Linked DNA regions of Homo sapiens: region 2 is linked to region 1. Evidence: chromatin loops called from intact Hi-C (ENCODE). Cell type or tissue: heart right ventricle. All regions are shown on one strand. Links, peaks and the distances in the headings refer to the core of each region. The heading gives the core; the rest is flanking DNA.

Region 1 (8,000 bases), core at 1-8,000:
GTTTACAGTAGCTAACTTTATTTTTGTACTTTGGTAATATAACATCTATGGACAAAGTTTTTTAAACTGTAAAAGTCATTTAAGATCAGGCACTATAAATTACCTCTCCCTTTCAGAGACCTAGGTCAAGCCTGAGATTTTTGCCCCAAGACTCTAGTGAGTCTTCCTTACAGCTGCCTTTCTCATTATAAGCATCACTTTGGATGAATCCCAAGAAAATTAAGGGTTTTTGTTTGTTTGCTATAAATATATGATATTTCTATGCTGACTTCATATTTACCATTTATAATCTGCATTATACCCTACTTTTTGTCACTTATTGTCAAATACTTGCATTAGAGTTTATTCAAAATTTAACACGCAGAGCAGGATCATCATAGCTGATTCCCGAATGCATGCAGAAAAATGGTTTCAATTTCACTGTTGTTTTCTACATCTGTTGTAGGAACTGCCTCATATCTCTGCATGATTTCCACTGGAACATGGAACCCTAAGGGCCCCGATCTTAGCAACTGTACCTCACACTGGGTGAATCAGCTGGCTCAGAAGGTTGGTTGGAACCTTTTAATATGACACATTGGTGATTTAGGGCATTAACTTCTAACATAAATAATTTAGCTTTGTGTGTTAAAACCAGCTTTATTGCTCTTTGTTCAGTATAAAAGTAAAAAAAAATTACGCATAGTTTTGTCTGTAAACTGTTTATTGAAAGTTACATATGTTTGGGGGTATCCTGTTCTCTATGTTAAGCTTTTTAGTGAGTAATGCTTGTTAATTTCATTCATATTTAGTTCTGTTTCTTTTGATGTTCATAAGACAAAATGCATTCGCCGATTAAATAAAATATCATTAAGTTTACAACTGAATCCACAGAATGCAAGCAGATGTTTATATCACACATGATTATGGTAGAATGAGTAAACTACTTTAAAAGGCATTAGTAACTTTAATATTGCAGTGTAATGCAATGCCATTTTTTCTCCTCCTTCATCTACCTTTATGACGAATAAACATCAGATAATAACCCTCAGTATCATGCTGATTACATACTGACTTAAATTCTGGATCATTGGAATAAATAAGACTTTAAAATAACAATTTTAAATGGTAGCAGTGAAATGAGAGAACTGGCTGAAATTTTTGAGAAAGGATTTTTTTTCCTTTTTATTTCTTTTAAATGCCTGGTTCAGAATTGTGTGTGTGTGTGTGTTGATAATCTAAGAGCCTTGAAACTTCTAAGACGAAGGGAAAGTCATCAGTCTCAATTAGTTGGAGAATTTAACATTCGCAAATTTTTTTCACCACAATAAAGATACTCAAGGAGAACTAGAAGCTGTAAACAGAAAAAAAAATTTAAATGAGATAATACAAATTGTTTTTTCAGATCAGAAGCGGAGAAAATGCTGCTAGTCTTGCCAATGAACTGGCTAAACATACCAAAGGGCCAGTGTTTGCTGGGGATGTAAGTTCTTCAGTGAGATTGATGGAGCAGTTGGTGGACATCCTTGATGCACAGCTGCAGGAACTGAAACCTAGTGAAAAAGATTCAGCTGGACGGAGTTATAACAAGGTAGAGAGAACTCTTCTGTTATTTTGAATTAGACACTTGGTATGGCAGCTCTTTCTTGTCTTATAGCAGTTGAGAGCCAAATCTTTGGCCCCGGGACATATACTTAGAAGCAAAATTTCTAATTTGGTTCATTTTTCCAAGGAAGAATTACAGTTGAGAAAAGAGCAATGTGCCCTGCCCTCCCAAAAGAGTGTAAATGATGTTAATTACCTGAGAGAGATCTTAGTTGGTGGCAAACTTTATCTATCTGATTGTGGTCAATACTGTAAGTTTATAATGCATTATCTGCACTTGGAGAGATTATATGTTATACAGTTGATATACTTTATATGCTAATACATGGAACTCTTATAGTTGCAGCAAAATTTTGACACATATAGGAATATTAGCCACTGACATATTTCTTTCAATGGCAGCTTTTGGAAGAAGGACAAGTTGCCGTCTCCAGGAATATATTGTTATCAGTGCCATTAATTTTTCCTATTATGACAAAAGTTGGATTGCTACTTTTCATCACACTATAAGTGTTTATATTAGGTTCATAGGAACCCAAAATCTGTGCCTAATGTGGTTCTACCTGGTTAAAAAATTGACTTTTTTTTTTACTGCAGTATATATTTTGTCTCTTTTTGTCAACATATTTTAGATTAGTATACTTCATAAAATAGAATAAAAAACTGTAAATAAGCAGTTTTGGTAGTCAGTGCAGACTCAGACTCCAGAGGACTACTGCATATAAACTTCGAGCTCTGGAACACCAGCTTAATTTTTGAGGATTTCTTCTTTCCTCATTTTCAGCAGATAAAAATCTAACCTCTGATTTTTCTTTTCTTTTACTTAAAAGCTCCAAAAACGAGAGAAGACATGCAGGGCTTACCTTAAGGTATCTCTCCTGTGCTGTCACCCTGCTTTCTCCCTTCTTCAGCTACCTGCCACGCTTTATCATCTTGCTGCATGATCCAATGTATTTCAGTCTTTGATAATTATATAATGTGCCCCATATCAGCTGTACAAATGTTGGCTTTTCACAGGTATATTACTCTCAGAATAAGCAAATAATTTACTTTTAATGATTTCTGCTGTTTTTCCATTCATCCAAAAGTACACGAATTTTAATGAAATATCCTCTTAATTGGAAAGTAATTATGTAGTCTCTTTGTTTCCTGTTGTCATCTCTGTGGATTAAAAAACAACTTGAGTAAAACAGCTATGATATATTCTCGGCAGTTTATCATATCAAAGACTGTATAGTCATAATATATGTGCATGAAAAAGTCACTGCTTTCTTATCTTTGTGGTATACTCTTAAATAAAATAGGCTTTATTCTGAAATTTTTAGGAGTCATTTCTAGAATCAGGTTGATATGGGGATGGGTTACTAAAAATGAAATATGAATATAATTTGACTGTGATATCTGTATATGTTACATACTGTTTTTTATCAAGCTAATAGGAACAGAAAGCCACTGTTGAGCTCAGAATCCCTGTCCACTCCAGCCGGGTTTTCTCCCTGGTATATCCAAGTAATAGGAAACATGCTGAGGCTGCCATAGTGGTTCTGTGTGATAGATCAAAATAATAATACCAAATTGCATTTTGTTTTGTTCTCTGAATTTTAGGAGTTCCTTTTGGGGAGATATTACTTTCTAACCTTACTTTTCAGGGGACCATAACCATGGTAAATCAAACCTTGAAGAACGAATCCATATATTGTGACAAGAAAACAAAAGAACTTTTGTAGTTTCTTAGACTAGAGAGTATTAAAAAGGCATGACTTCACTAATTTTGGTTGGCAAGGTCTAGGAAAAAATGACGTCTCACTAGTTAGTATTGGACATTGTTGAACTTGAGAACTTTACAAGAAAAGGTAGTAGGAAAGTCTGTTTTTAGGTAATAATGGTCTGAAAGTCCCCTTTTAGCCTGTTTAATAGGGGCAGAGAAATAACTGCTGAAATCTATAGAATTTTTTTAAACTTCAATGTTCAGTTCACCTTTAAGGTATTAGTTAATGTATGAAATGTAATAATTGGTATGTTGCCCAGGACATACATCGCAGTTGGAAAAGAATAGCTTTTTTTTTTTCCTTTGGCAGAAAGAGACTACTTCAGGAATATGACTAGGCTAATGATCATTTTGATCCCACTAGACGAGTACAAATAGTAATAAATAAGGAGTGTTTCAAATTAATAAAAGCATGCCATTAGCAAGTTATGTGTATATGGAGTAAATTTCAGCATGACCTTAATTTCTGACCAGTGTCATTTTCAGTATGTCTCAAATGAGCTTCTCTGTTCAGATAAGACTAATAAAACTCTTTAAATTACAAATCAGAAGCTGACTTACACTATGCAAATGAAGCAAGTTCCCACTTTGTGACAGAGGATTCATTTGTAACTTAGATTAGAGAGAGGCTCCAGTCTGTATTTCTTGGTGACTAATGAATCTGGCCTCTGCAGACCAATTTCTGTTCCACTCTAGTTAATGGCTGCCGCAGTATCAGTGTGAGCATTTCGACTATTCTGTCTCCCATTAGAGGGAGAAAAAAAGCCTTTAACGCCACTTGGAAGTATCTTCCACCTGCCAGGAAGGTCGTGGTGTCTCACACGGCAGACAGAACGAGGATATTAAGATGGATTAAGCTAATTAATCTTACTCTGACAGTAGCTTCAAACAACTTTCCCCCCTGTTCATATAGTACCTCACGCTAGCAATTTTTATTGTTGTTCTTTTTGTACAGTGTGTGTTCTTTCTCTTCAGTAATTACCAATAGATCAGAACTATGTGTTTATGGGCATAATGACACATTATGACTGGGTGAATGGAATAGAGTAAATAAACTTAGTGATTTCACCTTTCCAAAGCATAGTCAGTGCGTAGCTACAGAGTGTAGGAGTATAAGATCCTGCCTTCAGTTGATTAACTGAGTTATATTTTATTTAATGTTATTTTGTGTAGCAATAAATTAAGCCTACATATGTGCATATTTACAACTTGGGTGTTTATGAAGACTTGATTCTACTTTCCTGTTTTCTCTAACTTATCAGTAGAGGCTTTAATTTTTATTCCTTTCTTTATCCCTTTAAAAGCAGATCATTGTTGATGAATTAAAGTATATGCTCAAGTGTTTTTTAGCTGGACAGAGAATTGGAAGAGTGAAAATGTTCACAGATAAATTATGAACTTTAATGCCACCTTGTTTTTTTTTTATTTCAAATGATTATAAGTAGACAGTGTCTATAAGGAATAATTTTGGTTACTATTTTAGTTGAGATTTCAAAAAATAATATAGTTTAATTTTCAAGCATACATATTAATCTATTCCAAAGACATCAGTATTTTTGGTTTAGAATATTCAAGTTTTGAGATCATAAATAGGATGACTTTAGTAGTTTTGACTCTACCTGTAAGAGTAATGTCTCAGATTAAGAGCTGACACAGGTGGTTGTCAACTATCAACAATTGAGGTGTGATTAAATAAATAGAAACAATCCACCTTCTACACTTACTGTTTGTAATCAAATAGCAGTCTGTTAATCTTCAGTCAGTCCTGTTTTAAAATGGTCCAGTTATATTTTAAAATGGACCAGATATATGTTGTCTAGGTGTTCTTCCATCTTGAAGTAAGAGTAAATCATCATGACAGATAAATATTACAATTGTCACTCATCAGCTACTGAAAATCACTTTGGTTCTAAAAGCGGTCAAAACTAATGATAGTTTTCTAATGGATACAGGCAATTGTTGACACAGTGGACAACCTTCTGAGACCCGAAGCTTTGGAATCATGGAAACATATGAATTCTTCTGAACAAGCACATACTGCAACAATGTTACTCGATACATTGGAAGAAGGAGCTTTTGTCCTAGCTGACAATCTTTTAGAACCAACAAGGGTCTCAATGCCCACAGAAAATATTGGTAAGTGAATCTACTGTCAAGTTTAATTTTGATTTAGGATATTCATATGTAAGAGGATGATGTTTCCATTCTGTATCTGTTATTTCCCAGTGCTGTACTTCTTTTTTTGTCAAATTATTTTTGTCTGTTACCAAGAGAAATTATTGACCACACTTACTAAAATTCATGCAAAAGCCAAACTCTATCCTGTGTTTTACAAGTTGGTTTTATGTGTGTGTGTTTTTCCAGTTGAAAAATCATTAACAAAAAAGTGTAAGAGTGCCTAAATACCAGAATGTAGATTTTTTAAGTAATGAAAGTACTTGCTATGAAACTGTGGCAAATGCTTAATCGTTTTATATAATATGTTCCTAATGAATTTAAATTATTTTATGGAATGCATTCTCAGTCAGATATTTTAGCACACAGAACTTGAGTCAGATGTTTGTATTAAACATAACTGCCTTCAGGTGAAAATGTGGTCAGTGAATTACATCTCCCACAATGCAGAACATCCGTGCTTCATAGATTGCAGAATAGCTACAGATAGTGTTGAAGCATAATTTAGAATTCAAATGCTACCACTGAGAGGTAGGAATTCACTTGTGAAAAATATTTGAAAGAAATACAGTAAAATTTTATTAATTTAGGTTTGAACAATTTAGAATTGTTAATTATTCAGTGAGGTTGAATTCAGATGAAGTTAACAGTATACCTTAGTTAGTGAAGTAAAAAGCTTCCCAAGCATACATGTAGAAGAACTCAAAAGGGACACAGACTACTCTTCCACCAGAAGCAGTGCTAACTTCATTAGGGCAGCAGATACTGAATGAAGACTTACTATCTGGAATGCCATATCTTAATGCCTAATTATGCCTTATTGTGCCTGCGTAAGTCATGAGACTTTATATAAAAAATGCAGATCAAAGGGGTATATGGAAGAAATGGACATAAATCAAATTAGCACCTATATTTGAATTCATAATCTTAAATTTATTTTATATAAGTGAATTTTTAAAAAGAAATGAAATATTTTAAAAATAATTTGTTTTTATTTACTTTGAGGTTTGGGAATGAAAAATCAGTAATTACCGAAGTGGCATATTATGACCTCAATTTGTTTTCTAAATATTCTGAAAATTATTAAAAAAAAAAAACCACTAAAATTCCCTTCTTATGCCTCTTCAATTGTGCAAGAAAATTTCATGGGCTGGGTTCACATCTATGCTCCCATCAGCCTTACATATATAGAACACACTGTAATTATAGATCCAAGATATTTTTATCCCAGTTTGAGATATATTCTGAACAATTAAATGTCCAGGAATACATTTTTTCTAGTACCTATGTTTTTCAGAGTTCTAAAGGATTATTTTTCGCTGGGCACAGTGGCTCATGCCTATAATCCCAGCACTTTGGGAGGCCGAGGCAGGCACATTGCTTGAGCTCTGGAGTTCGAGGCCAGCCTGGGCAACATGGTGAAACCCAATCTTTACAAAAAATACGCCAAGAAAAAAAAATAGCTGGACATGGTGGCGCATGCCTGTAGTCCCAGCTACTGGGGAGGCTGAGGCGGGAGGATCACCTGAGCCCAGGGAGGGAGAGGTTGCAGTGAGCTGAGATCATGCCACTGCACTCCACCCTGGATGATAGAGTGAGACCCCATCTCAAAAAAATAAATAAAATTTAATTAAATGAAACTAAAGGATTATTTTTAATGTTGATCTTTTTTCATTTTTAATTAAAAAACACTATGGAGAGACTGGCATCTCTAAAATAATGCTTGGTATTTACTAGTCTAAATGCTGATTACCCAAGAATTATCAATATGAAAGTCATTTTACGGCCGGGCATGGTGGCTCATGCCTGCAATCACAGCACTTTGGGAGGCCGAGGCAGGCGGATGAGGTCAGGAGTTCAGGACTATCCTGGCCAACATGGTGAAAACTCGTCTCTACTAAAAAATACAAAAAAAAATGGGAGGCCGAGGTGGATGGATCACCTGAGGTCAGGAGTTCCCAGCCTGCCCAACATAGCCAAACCCAGTCTCTACTAAATGTACAAAAAATTAGCCAGGCGTGGTGGGGGGTGCCTGTAATCCCAGCTACTCAAGAGGCTGAGGCAGGAGAATCCCTCGAACCTGGGAGGCAGAGCTTGCAGTGAGCCGTGATCACGCCATTGCACTCCAGCCTGGGCGACAAGAGCAAGACTTTGTCTCAAAAAAAAAAGGTCATTTTACATATTGTAATAATAGTTGTGTCTTTTTTATTTCCAAGGTATAAACAATTTTGGGGGTGGGGGGAAGGGCCCTGATTTACTGTGAGGGAAACGTTCACCTTTTTCCTAGGACTTGTCTTGTTCTCTTTTCAGACATGAGGACTAAAATAGCCTATTATTTCTCTATGTTCCCACTCCCTTGAGGACATGGCTATAATGTCTTAGGTTATTAAAACAATTTGATTTTCCTCCTTAGTGATTTCTTCTTAAATTCTTGGTTTAACTTCATAGCATGATTTACCCTTAATAATACATG
Region 2 (12,367 bases), core at 1,830-9,829, 140 kb before region 1:
TGCAATTATTTTTAAGGTAATATATTTTGCAAATAAAATGCATCGTTACAAAAAAATGGTTCTTCAAGATTATTTGCAAAAATGCCTAGCTAAAAACTTTTCAAATTGATAGATTTCGATAAAGCATTAAAAATAGCAAGTTTAGCTACTAAGAGCTGAAAAGGAGTTGAAGTTCTGTGAATGTTTTGGTCATATCAGTTCCTATGGATTAAATATGAGTTAATGTAACCTAAATGGATAACTTTTGTTGCTATTTTTAACAAAGATTAGAATATTTATATTTCCAAGATAGATTAAAATCATAGGCTAGTTTACTTCTGTCTTACATAAGACTAATTATTCTATAGCCCCACCCAAATATTCATCTCTTCAAATAATTCTTGATTGAAGGTTGAAAGGTTGAAAAGTATTTAATCACTCAGATTATTGTAATTAGGCTTGATGCTGTCACAAAAATAAATTGAGACTATTCTCTAAAATCTTTTTGCTGCCTAAGATGCTCTCAAAGATTGGCCAGGTAGTGATTATATTTTTTAATGCTTTAAGAAAAAGCTTAAGGAAATAGTTTCTTTAACACAGAGATGAACAGTTAATTATTGGAATTAGGGAATTATAATCCTTGACTTAGTGTGGTAATTTCTAAAGGAGTAACAAGGGTCTGTCAACCCTAAATTTTACTCAGGACTTTAATTTGGTATTTTGAGTGTAGTATATAGGTTTTGTTAAGCATGTTAAGTATAGAAATTTTCTTAATGTTTTGATTGTTTTGATGTAAGTATTTTTGTGTGTGTGTGTGAGTCACGGTGTCATGAGAAAAGGGAGATCCTAATCAAAAATATTTAACATTTTTTTCCTGAGATCATATATCTGCTGCACTAAGTAGGCAATAATTTGTAGATATTTTTTGATATATTCTTATCCAACAGTTTTTTAAAAGCTTATTTTATTATTATTATTTTTTTACAAAAAACCTCCTATATTTGACAAATAAACATTATCTAAAGGAAAAAAAAAGTAGATGGAATAAAGGAACCAAGCGCTTAACATCTGCAAGTAAAGTGCAGCTTATAGCAAAATACTATTGATTGGTTTGGAAGTAGAAAGCAAGTTTAAATACAATTTGTTTAATTACAACGAAAATGCAGTTTTATGAAGTAATATAGTTTGTCTTCACAGATAATTTTATGCATTGTCTGGTAGTAAGTAAAATCCCATCACACTTATATAAGTTTGTTCAATTACCAGAATGACTAAAAGAAAAAAAATCAATTTAGGTTGAAAAACAACAGAAATTAGATTACCTTGGTTTGTAGGAACTCGCCAGCAGTGTCTACATTGCTTAATAATATCAAAAGTTACCATGTTCACAGTGTAAGGATATTGGCGCCAGTTTTGATATGCATACATTTGTTTTCTTGGTGACTTTTGTTAGATGCAGAGTTTTTTCTTTCTGCTTTTCATTTTTGTTTTGTTTTTATGAAAGCTATTGCATGACATACGAGAAACTACTTCCACTGGCATATTCTCATTTATTTTAGAGGTTTGTTTTTAAGTAGTTGCTTTTCCATATTCCTTGGATTTATTATCAGTTGATATTTTAGATTAGTGAAATATCAGGTGTAATCTTAAGAATCAAAAGAAACCTACTCCATTATAAGATATAAATAGGTTATTATCAGCGACCAAAATACATTTTGGCAATTCTTACTACTGATTCTAGAATTACATTGAATTCTAAATCCCAAATTCCTGTGGCAATAAAGTAGCATGGGATTCATCGTAGCAGATAGCTGGGCACCTGTTTTATTACCACCTTGATTAATTCTGGCACCCAGATTTACGGAAGTGCAGGAACAAGCACAACCGCTACTCAAAGCCACCGGCTGTTTTTAGGTCATGAAGTCAACTTCCTGGAATTTCTAGGGAAAATAGTTGAAAGGGGAGGACAAATGTCACTTTAAATAGAGATGTTTAAATCAGATTTCTGCCTGAGGGTAAAGTTTAGGTCTGTTTTAGCCCAGATGTAATGTCTCCCTCTACAGAGCACAGCATTAATCACGACCTGACAAGAAAACGTATGCTGAGCAAAACGTGGCCCCTGTTGGTTTTGTCATTGATTTTTCCAATCTGTGAGGAGTACATTATAATCATTAAAATTCAGACACAGGGATTACACCTTAATCTTTGAATTTCAGTGTTGAAATTAGTTATCTTAAAAGAAGCCTATTTAAGGCTAAAAAGTCTTTGGAGGACTTTTTTTGCGGTAGATTTAGTACTTTAATAAAAACAGAAATATATTGTTAAAAATTGGGTAGGTTAGGCAGATGTTAACTTCCTGAAATATGTGACCAAGTCTTAATTCTGTTTTAAAATGCATTAAGTAACATTTATATATATTTTTAAATCTGATAAAAAAAGAGATGGAGATAAAAATGAACTATTAGTTCTTGGCTATGAGAGATGGGAGAAGTTGAAAAGATGGTTAACTTTAGACTTAGCATCAATTCAAGCACATGTTAATTTGTTAGAACAAAACCAGATACAATCCTGTCTTTTTTTCTGAATGAATAAGAAAAATCTTCAGCCATCATACTAGCGAAGAAGGATGCACCATGAGGTTCCTAATAAAAATGGGCTTAATTTTGCTATTTTCAATTGTTAGGTAGTACTTGTTAACCCCTTTCTTGGTCACACATATGTACATACATAAACACACATTTTATAGTCTGTTTCTCTGTATATATCAATACTTGTTGTTTATTGTTGGCTAAAAATTAGGAAGTTCAAAATGTAAAATATGTATGATTAAGATATCTCTTTTAAAACTGATTTTGAAAATGGTATGACATAAATATCTGTTTTGCTGTCAAATATATCTATATCTCCTGCCTGTGGACTGAGAAATGCTTGTACTATCCACACTTTGCCTCCTTTTATAGGTATTTTTACATCAGTCCACACCTCAAGCTAGTTATTACTCTGGATTTAGATGACAGCATAATCTAACCTCAATTACTGTCAAAAATGGCACTTGACTGCTGGGGGTGGGTTAGGTGACCTTGTTTTGACTAATGCTTTCTCTTGAAGATGATAGTAAATAGTGTCTATTTATAGAGCGAACAAAAGAGAATTCTGTTTTCTTCATAAAGTAAGTTCTAATTCTAATCATTTATTCTTAACATTGTAAGTACTATGACAGCAGTTCTCCATATAATGGGCAAACCATTACAAGATTTTAGATAAAATTTTTAGTTGATACAATATTTCTGTTTTATGCAGACTACGTTTACTTAATCAGTTTTCAGCTTCAATTTACATAACAAATAATCATGTTTAAAATGAGTTTCCCTGTGTCTTTACTTTGAAGCAAAGTATTTCTATGTGGAATTATTACTCCTTTATTAAACTGGTTACCATCCATACGGAAATTTTCTCTGCATTAAAAGCCTACCATTTTATAGTGTTTGCTACTGTGGTTATTGATTAGAAATTACAGAACACATTTCTTATGTACCATTTTCTCCACTCATCTTTGTGTTCTTAATGTCAGGATGCTTATGGCGTATTTTAGTTCTTACAATTCCTGACTTTCCTATGGTTAAAATCTAAGACATTTTGGGAAACATTAATTTTGATAATATTCTATGCTTATGTATTTTTGTCCTAGTAATTGTACATTTTTTTTTAGTTTGATGAAGGCTTAATGTATTAAATGACAGAAGATATACTGAAGATTCGTGTACTGAAAATAATACATCTCTCCAATATTAAAGAGATGAGCATAATTCTAAAACACGTCACTTTGCCTCATATGCGTCGACAAATAAAAATTACACTAAAATTATAATGTCCTAGACATGTTCACTTTTACTAAGGACATATAACTTTTTTGCGCTTTTCAGAGTTCTCTCTGTCACAAAGAAGACAATGTTTGAATATTAGGTGCTTCCTCTTGATAGCTCAATAGATGAATAAATAGGAATGTTCTCCCACTTTGCTTTTTCTACTACAAGTGCTATGATACCCATAGCCTGCACGGAAATGACTTTTCATATTGTTACGGGTTTTAAACTAGATCTACAGCCTGAATATCTAAAAATGTACATGAAACAAAATTTGATTACTTTTTCTTAAGCAGAAAACCCCACAAAAAACACTGCTGATTTGCTGTTGCTGTTCCTCTTACCTCATTTGTTTCATTGGGAAAAGATATAACTGATACCTCAGTATGATATTTCTGTATGTTTTAGCATATCTTATAATTTTCCTTTGTTCAATAAGAACCTTAGTTTTAAAAAGTCACTTCTTATAAGCCTGTCAGTTCATTTCTAGGTAAGTCAAACTGGCTTTGCCTCAGATTTCCAGTCAGTATTTACATGTTATCAAGGTGATATGTTTATGTTGGAACCGAGACATTTTAAGGGAGAGAGGGGCATCAGCGTTCTGCAGCAACACGTTTTTTATAACACGTTGCCCCCGAGACTTAGAAACTGTTCTTAACTTTCTGTTTTTTGCTCCCTTGGCAGAGATACATCACATCATATCTCTGTATACTTGTGGAAAGGAATATGGCAGAAGAGCACATTGTGTAAACAAATCTAAAACAAATTCTGAAAACATATTACAGAAGGGTAAAGAGCATTTTGCAACCCAGATCAGTTTTTTTTTAATTGAAATGAAAATAGATTTTTCATAAATACTCTCCAGGTGTAAATTTTAGAATTATTCAGAATAAGAAGAAAATACAGTTAGCACTGCATTCATTTAAAATTGATCTTTTATCTTTGATTTTAAATTGATCCTAAGATGCTACCTTTGTTTACTTTGTGTTCAGAAAATGAATCAGATAAATGAGCCGGGCAGCTTTTTTTTTTTGGAGTGGTCTATCATTTCAGGCTGGTGCTGTGTAAGCAAGGTAATGTTTTCTTTTTCCTTGAAATACACTGTCTGAGTATGTCTTGGGTGACTTTGTGAAAAGTTTGTGTATCCTGTCTGCTCAAGTTGCCATCTTAACCAGGATGGAGGGCAAGAATAATCATGTTGAACCACAGATTTTCAAGAGCAATTATTTTAATCAGGTAATTGGTAAGGAAGAGAGAAAAATGCTGGATAGTAGAGTAGTATTTCTATAAAATGGTGACTTGCATTTTTACTAAGGTAACTGCCCACGTTTCAAATATTTTTGCTAAACCTTGTTATTACCTGCAGAGGGAGCTTTTATATGCGATGAAATAATCAAAGCAGTATAAATTGACATTTCCCTTTGAAAGTTATGTTTTATTAAAATATTTTTTATTTTTGTTTGAAAAAATTGTTCTAAAGAAAGTAAGGCATTTTGAGATGAGCCAAATTATAGTGCAACTTAATGTACTAAAGGCCTTGTGTTTATCATTTCCTTTATTCATAGATTACAAATGTGCCTTATCATTTCCTTTATTCACAGATTACAAATGTGCCTTATTATATTTTTGATTAAAAATAACTTAAAATATAATAAAGATACCAGATCCATTTTGAGATTATAATTTTTTATTTATGATTGTCTAAAGCTCAGGGAGAATGACTGCAGAACTGTCTTGTTTAAATGCATAGTAGTTGTTACAAGAGAGATCCCAGCTTTTTAGGTAATTTTCCAGATATGTAACATATTATTAAATGACCACTAAACATATCAAAGTGTATTACATTCCTCTACATTTAATTAATAGACCAGATTAGATGAGTTGCATATGTGCTTTTCTAAACAGAAAAACGATCGCTTTGGCTTAATGACTTTTACTTGCAATAATGGACATGAGTTCAATGACATTAAAACACGGGAACTACTAATAAGGACCTACTATTACATGATTTAGAAAACTGCTGACTAACTTGGGAAAAAAATGAATGCAGGCAGAATAGACAGTACTTGATTGAAACCTGAATTCTGTTTATGACTCTGTGCCAGCTGAATTTCTAAGGAATTGTAAGCCAGATACTTAGGGAAGTACTTGAGAGTTTTTCATTCGGGTGTTTAGGTAAGCAGGATGATAAGCTTTTAGAGGCATTTGGATATTTTTTAGTGAGTAGAATTTTTCATATTTCCTGCATACACTTATTTGTGCCAGGAAATTTAATGATAGGATATTATATTACATTTTATTAAAAAATCAATTCCAGTCTTTTCATTTTTCCATTTTGGTATAGTAACATTATTTTAGAATTTGCTTGTTGGTTGGTAAAAAATAGAAAGGTTATTATCCATTATGTATCTTTGGAAAGAGATGTAATAGTTCATTTCTCTTATTTTATCAAGTAATAATATGACAAAAATATTTATTTTGCATTTTAAAAAGCTTCGTTTCTTAATGAAATTCCTTGTTTCAGATTTATTATTTTAGTAGCTAATCTTTACTAATGTGAAAAGTCACATTGTTACTGTGACAAAGAATAATCCTCTAAGTAAGGAAACTTGTTTAATAAAGAGATTTGTGGTACTGGTATGGGCTTTTTTATAAGTAGTATTCTCTCAGCGTGGCCCCGTATTATCTTAACAAGTGTGTGCCACATTTATACAGAGCATTTTTATAATGGGGTAAGAATATTAGCAACAGCAATTATATTTCAATAGGATTAAGATGGTATGTTTTACAAAAGTATACAAATGCTTCTTTTCCATACAATTATTGGTAGATACTCTTTACTGCCAAATTTATGTCATTGTCTTAAATAATATAAAAAGATATTTCTTATCGTAGCTGGTTTTTAATATAATAGGCACTGCAAAATGGGATCTGATGTTATAGTTCATTACCTTTTTTCCCCCTAATACTAAAACCTCCTTCACAGTGAGGTAAGGGTTACTGGAGATTTCATTCCAGGAAAATGGTTATGTGAGGCACAGTAACTGTCATAGAGTGCATAACTTCTGTGAGGTTACTGGAAAGGCACAGCTAGGGTAAGTTCTACCTGTTTTGTCTTAAATTTGAAGGTAGACTACTGAGCGATTTTTAAAATACTGAAATCTGAATCCATTGAAAAGAAATTGTACTGAAAAGTTAATCAAATTAATTGTTCTCATAAAAGTATTATTGGTATTTTATTAGGGATGTTTATGACAAGGAAATAGATTGGTAACTGGTTTTCGGTTTAAAGTAACCATGATCTTGGTAAATTATCAAAGAAAATTTTATCACATATTCTTGAATTAATAATAAAAAAATACGAATTTATGATAAAACATTCTCTGCTCCTTTGTATATACATTATTTAAGCATAGATGTGTATATATTAATTGTTCTTGCATCTGTGTGAGCAGACTGGTTTTTAAAATAATAAGCTATTATGAATAGTATATATTATGAAGAATAGTCCTTCAAGTGAGAGTATTATGTATTAAGAGGGTAGATTTGAAATAATATTTTAAATATAAATTTTATAAGAATGGGAGTCAAATATTTGAACATGTTAAACATTTTAAGTGGAAGTTACCAAAGAATATGATAAACCCTAAATAAGATTAGAAAATTTATATATGTGTATGAAGAGTCTAGAATGCAAAATTATAAACCTGCATGTTTTAATAACTGTATTGGAAAAAAATATTTTAAATTGCTCTTGTTATTCCCAGGATTTAGAAATTAATATTTTTATTTTAGGAACAAAAATAAACAATATTAGTGTCATTTTGCCTGTTGTATGTTTCAAAGCCATTTCTTTTGCCTATTTAATAAAGATTTTCTCAAATTGAAATCTTAACAAAGGTATAAAAAATACTTTTTATTATCTACACTGAATGTAGTAGATTTTGTGGTGTTCAGGTAATGTTGTTAATTCAAAGCTGTGCTAAAGAGAAATGTTAAAATCTTAGAATATCAAGTTTGTTATTTTAAAATGAGAATAAATCATAAAATTTTATACATTTTCTTCAAAAATTTAAACACAGTAGCATTACCTTTATTTAAAAATAAACACAACATCTAAGGAAATCCCTAAAATTCAGAACAAAAACACTCATGCTTTCTACTCATGGGTAACTTTGTCTCTAATATTTGTGTGTTATACATTTTAATAGGAATATGATTGCTAAAACTATTTTTTTTGAGATACATGTTTAAGAAGGGAAAAAACCCATTTGTTAAAATTACTTAATCACTGAGTTTTTATGTCATGGTTTAGAAAATTTATTAATTTTTAGTGCTCTTTAAATCAGATTGTTGGTTTAAAAGATACTGTTATTTTGACCAAATATAAGTCAAAGCGGAAAGGTAGTTGTTAATACTCGTGTCAGAGGCCTTAACTAAAAAGTTAGCTATGTTCAAGGAAAAGACTTAGTCCAACATTTTACTATTTGACAGAGCATCATGCTGTGTTATCTCTTAGTAGTAGTTAGTGGCCCACAGTAGCTTTGGCTAATGCAAAAATACCTGTACTTTTGAAAGTATTTGAATTTCACCTCGAGAAAATCTTTGTTTCATCTCGTTGCTCTGTAGGATTCAGATAACAGCTACAACACAGTAAGGTATTCAAGAATACATTCCAAAAGCACTTTTCTATCATTGTATTCTCTGTAAGAATTAGGGTTGATTCTCATCAGAGTCTTTATTAGTATTATTACTGCTTAAAATATTTTATAGAATTATGGTGACAGTTTGTACAAATAGGGTGACATAGAATTATAATGAACTTGATAGTCAAACATAACCTTTACCTACTTTAATACTGTAGTTACTCCCTCATACCTCATGTGTTTTATTTTTTACTAATTTTCTTATATTGTGTTACTAATAAGAAGTACCTAAGTCCTCTGACATTTCAGCTTGGAAACCTGTCATTGGTTTCTTAAAATTAGAATAGATTTAAAACAATGATTATTTAGGTTAATATTACATGATTAAAACATCCGATAACGAAGCATAAGTATCTTAGAATTCACATTTTCTGGAGTTGCATTTCTTAAAAACATTTGGGATTGATTTTTAATAAGTTTAAGAGTATTTCTAAAAAAAAATTAGGGAGTAAGAATGAGCTCTTAGAACAATACTAAATTGAATAGCTTGTAGTGCAAGCATCACTTAAGTATTTTTAGAATATTGAAAATCTTGTAGATTACATACACTAATGGCCTCATTCTCCTTATTGCTTGTTAATTCTGTGAAAATCAAGAGGAGCATATCAAGGTTGCAGTTAATTCACCATAATATTAGCTTTTAATTGAAAATAAACGAAAATATAGCTTTGATTTGTTAGCTTATTTTATTCAAGTCAGTTTTTCCTATTTATAAAGAATAAATCACCATAAACTCTTATGTATGTATAAAATTGATGTTATCAGATGTTTATACAATTGATGATATTACTAGACATTTTTGCACTATTCTTAAGAATACTTTTTATTTTGTATATTGCTTTAATACTTTTAATATTTCCTCTTATAGAATGTTTTCTTCAGATGTTTTAATAGTTTGATATTACTCATTTCTGAATGGATGGTTGAGGGCCTTTTTCTTTTTTAAAAAACATTTTTCACTACTTGCCATGCAAACTATTTGATCTCCTAAAGAGAACCAGGATATAAATTTAGTAATTAGTATCAATGTATAGGTTTTTTTATTTAATGTGGAATTATTATATGGTGATGTTCTTTGGAGTGTTTTCATGTGACTTAATGTGTATTTAAGCCCTCCATAGTTAAAAAGATGTTTACAGTACTTTCATGTTTGGCATTATTCAACTCTTTCCAAAGATTCTTTTAATATTTTGTCTGATTATCATTTATTTTAACCTACAAATGCTCTTTTTATGCTTGCCTACTTTTATTCAACCTACAAAATAAAACTTTATTACATGTACTTTACCAAGTCCTTAATAAGCTTCAGTATTCAGTATTGCCAAGCACTTATTAAAGCTTCAACATTTTCTTCCTTTATTTTGTTAATGGTATCTCATGAATGTTGAATTCTTAGTTTTTTGGGGCTTTTTTTTTTTCAAGTATATTTAGGGGGTACAAGCACAGCCTTTTTACATGCATGTACTTTATAGTAGTGTACCCATCATCCACATAATAAATGAACGTTATACCCTCTAAGTAATTTTCACCCCTCACACTTCTCCCACGCTCCTACCTTTTGTAGTCTCCAGTGTCTGTTTTTCTATTCTGTATGTCTAAGTATTTTTCATCATTGTAGCATACAATCAAAAATTGGTAAAATTTAAGTGTCAAATTCCTAGTTAAAATTTTTTGAAATGATGGCATACAAACAGCTTTAAAGGTAGGCCTTCCGTCCCATTTTTTTTTTTTGGTAAGATTTATGAATAGATTGAAAAATATAAAAATTCGGTGGAAATCAGAAGCTAAGTCTTATCTTTAGTAGTCAGCTTCCTTTCTATGAATTTGAGTTTTATTGAGTCTTCTTCATCACAAGAGATCATGAATTTGGTAATAAATCTAGAAAAGTGCAGCTTTTTGTTAGTATATGTAAATAATACACATTTTTTTAAAAAATTGAAGATCGTTCTCAATTCTTAGTATAAAAATCAGAAATTTGTCTGGGTCTTTAAAAATATAGTACAAATATCTAATAATGTATTTGGTTGTTTAGCTGAAAGGCAGATGTTTCAGTCTTTGGAATTCAAGACTATATTAATCTAATACTCCTTAAACCAACATTTTATTTATAGGGTGTAATAAAAATCATAAAGTTAAATTTGAATGAGTAAAATCTTGATTTTTTGGCGGCCTTGTCCCCATTCTGTGTTGTGCATTCCCAAGGCCACAAGATACTGCCAAGCCAGAATGATTCAATTTTTACCGTTATCTACCTCTCACTCCTAGTTTATTACTTTATTGAGACGCACAGCACTAGAGAATTCTTGCTATGTGAATGATTTCTTTTGGCCAAGTGCGGTGTCTCATGCTTATAATCCCAGCGCCATAGAGGATGAAGTGGTAGGATAACTTGAGGCCAGGAGTTCGAGATCGGCCTGGGTAACATAGCAAGACCCGTTTCTACCAGAAATTAAAAAAATAAATAAATAAATAGCCAGCGGGGTGGTGCGTGCCTGTAGCCCCAGCCACTCAGGAGAAGTGGGAGGATTGCTTGAGCCCATGAGTACGAGGCTGCATTGAGCTACAATCTTGCTACTACACTCCAACCTGGGCAACAGACCTCTCAGAAAAAAAAATTCCTCTTGAGAGTCTTACTAAAATAAAAATCACAATCATATTAAACTTTCAAAAATCAGGTATTTCATATGTGGGTACAATCTCTTGAAGTATGTTATGCTTTTGTAGTTCAGAGCAGCTATTTCCTTTTTTTACAGATAAGGTCTTGGATTTACTTTAATAATTCACAGCATTTATAATGTCTTGGATTTTACATTCAAGATGTAATTTTTGGTTTCCTACATTGCCACAGAGGTTATTGTGGCAGCACATGTGGTTTTAAAAATTTGACAGAACTTCTGGTACTGAGTTTGCCAAAATTACCAGACCAAAAAATACGCATTTGCTTGCATTGGTCTTAAAGGCTGTATTTTGAAATGTTGATTGTATTTTATTCTTTCCAAGAACGATCCTACTTATAAGCATATTACATCTACCTTGCCATTACTTCTGGGCTTAATTCTATTAATTTTGTTTAGATCAACAGCCATTTATTAAGGCCATGCCAGGAAAACTGTACTGTTATGTAAGGACTGTGCTCACTAGGTTCACTAGGTTGTGAAATATTTGCACAAATAATTCTTATAAAAGTCATACTACGATATCATGCCAAAATGAAGTGCAGAGAAAAGGTTGTAAAAATATAGGGTAGGTTAGAGTAAATTCAAAATGAGTGGTATGGAAAAAGAGACCCCATTTATTTAGAACTGAAGGCAGAGGAGGATTGTAGGCTATATAGTCTTTTCTGAGGAGGAGAAAAGTTCAGAGGTAAAGGCACAGGAAAGGTAAAAATATAGTGCCTTAGGGGGAATGTGAAGTGTACAGAAAGTAGGAGATGAAACGGGTGTGTTAGTTTGGGACATGATTATGAACAGCCTGCTCTTTTAAGATTCTCTTGTAGGCCACAAAATGTTGTTGATATTTTCAATTGAGAACATGTTATACTTATTTGATAGCATTCAAGGTGGTGTATCCAATGAACTAGAGTGGGGAACTAATGAAAGAAATAGGAACCTAATTAGAAGGGGTGGACGACAGTCCTTGGTGAGAGGCAATGGCAGTAGACAGATATGAGAAGTTTTGTAATGGTGGGTTAGAATTTGGCATTTGATTGAATGCGAGGTAAAGGAGGAGCAAAGAATCAAAGCCCAGAACCAAGGTTCCAGCCAAGTCTTTTATGTATTCCATTAGCCTGCTTTAGTGGAAGGGAGAAGGAATGAGCCC

The links. Hi-C counts contacts between places; a loop is a spot of excess contacts. Peaks named below come from ENCODE experiments on the same cell type or tissue, not always from the same donor. Only the 100,000 strongest peaks of a DNase experiment are listed, where the experiment ranks them.
Region 2: it touches region 1 in a loop (2.1-fold over the local background); 9 of 110 quality-filtered maps call a loop at or near these places.

The regions. Positions count from the first base shown.
Region 1 is chr1:81,950,573-81,958,572 of GRCh38, forward strand. It overlaps ADGRL2 (adhesion G protein-coupled receptor L2), which reads left to right. Exons shown (of 24, transcript NM_001366006.2): 8 at 446-549; 9 at 1,385-1,570; 10 at 2,415-2,453; 11 at 5,305-5,488. Among named protein-coding and RNA genes, the nearest start is that of ADGRL2, 150 kb to the left of the region's middle. In heart right ventricle, for the core only: no CTCF peak of the experiment used is centred there; no DNase peak of the experiment used is centred there; H3K4me3 peaks cover 573 bases.
Region 2 is chr1:81,807,009-81,819,375 of GRCh38, forward strand. All of the region lies in intron 1 of ADGRL2 (adhesion G protein-coupled receptor L2), which reads left to right. Among named protein-coding and RNA genes, the nearest start is that of ADGRL2, 12 kb to the left of the region's middle. In heart right ventricle, for the core only: CTCF peaks have their summits at 2,036 and 5,187 (motif pointing right); no DNase peak of the experiment used is centred there; H3K4me3 peaks cover 3,045 bases; H3K27ac peaks cover 3,946 bases.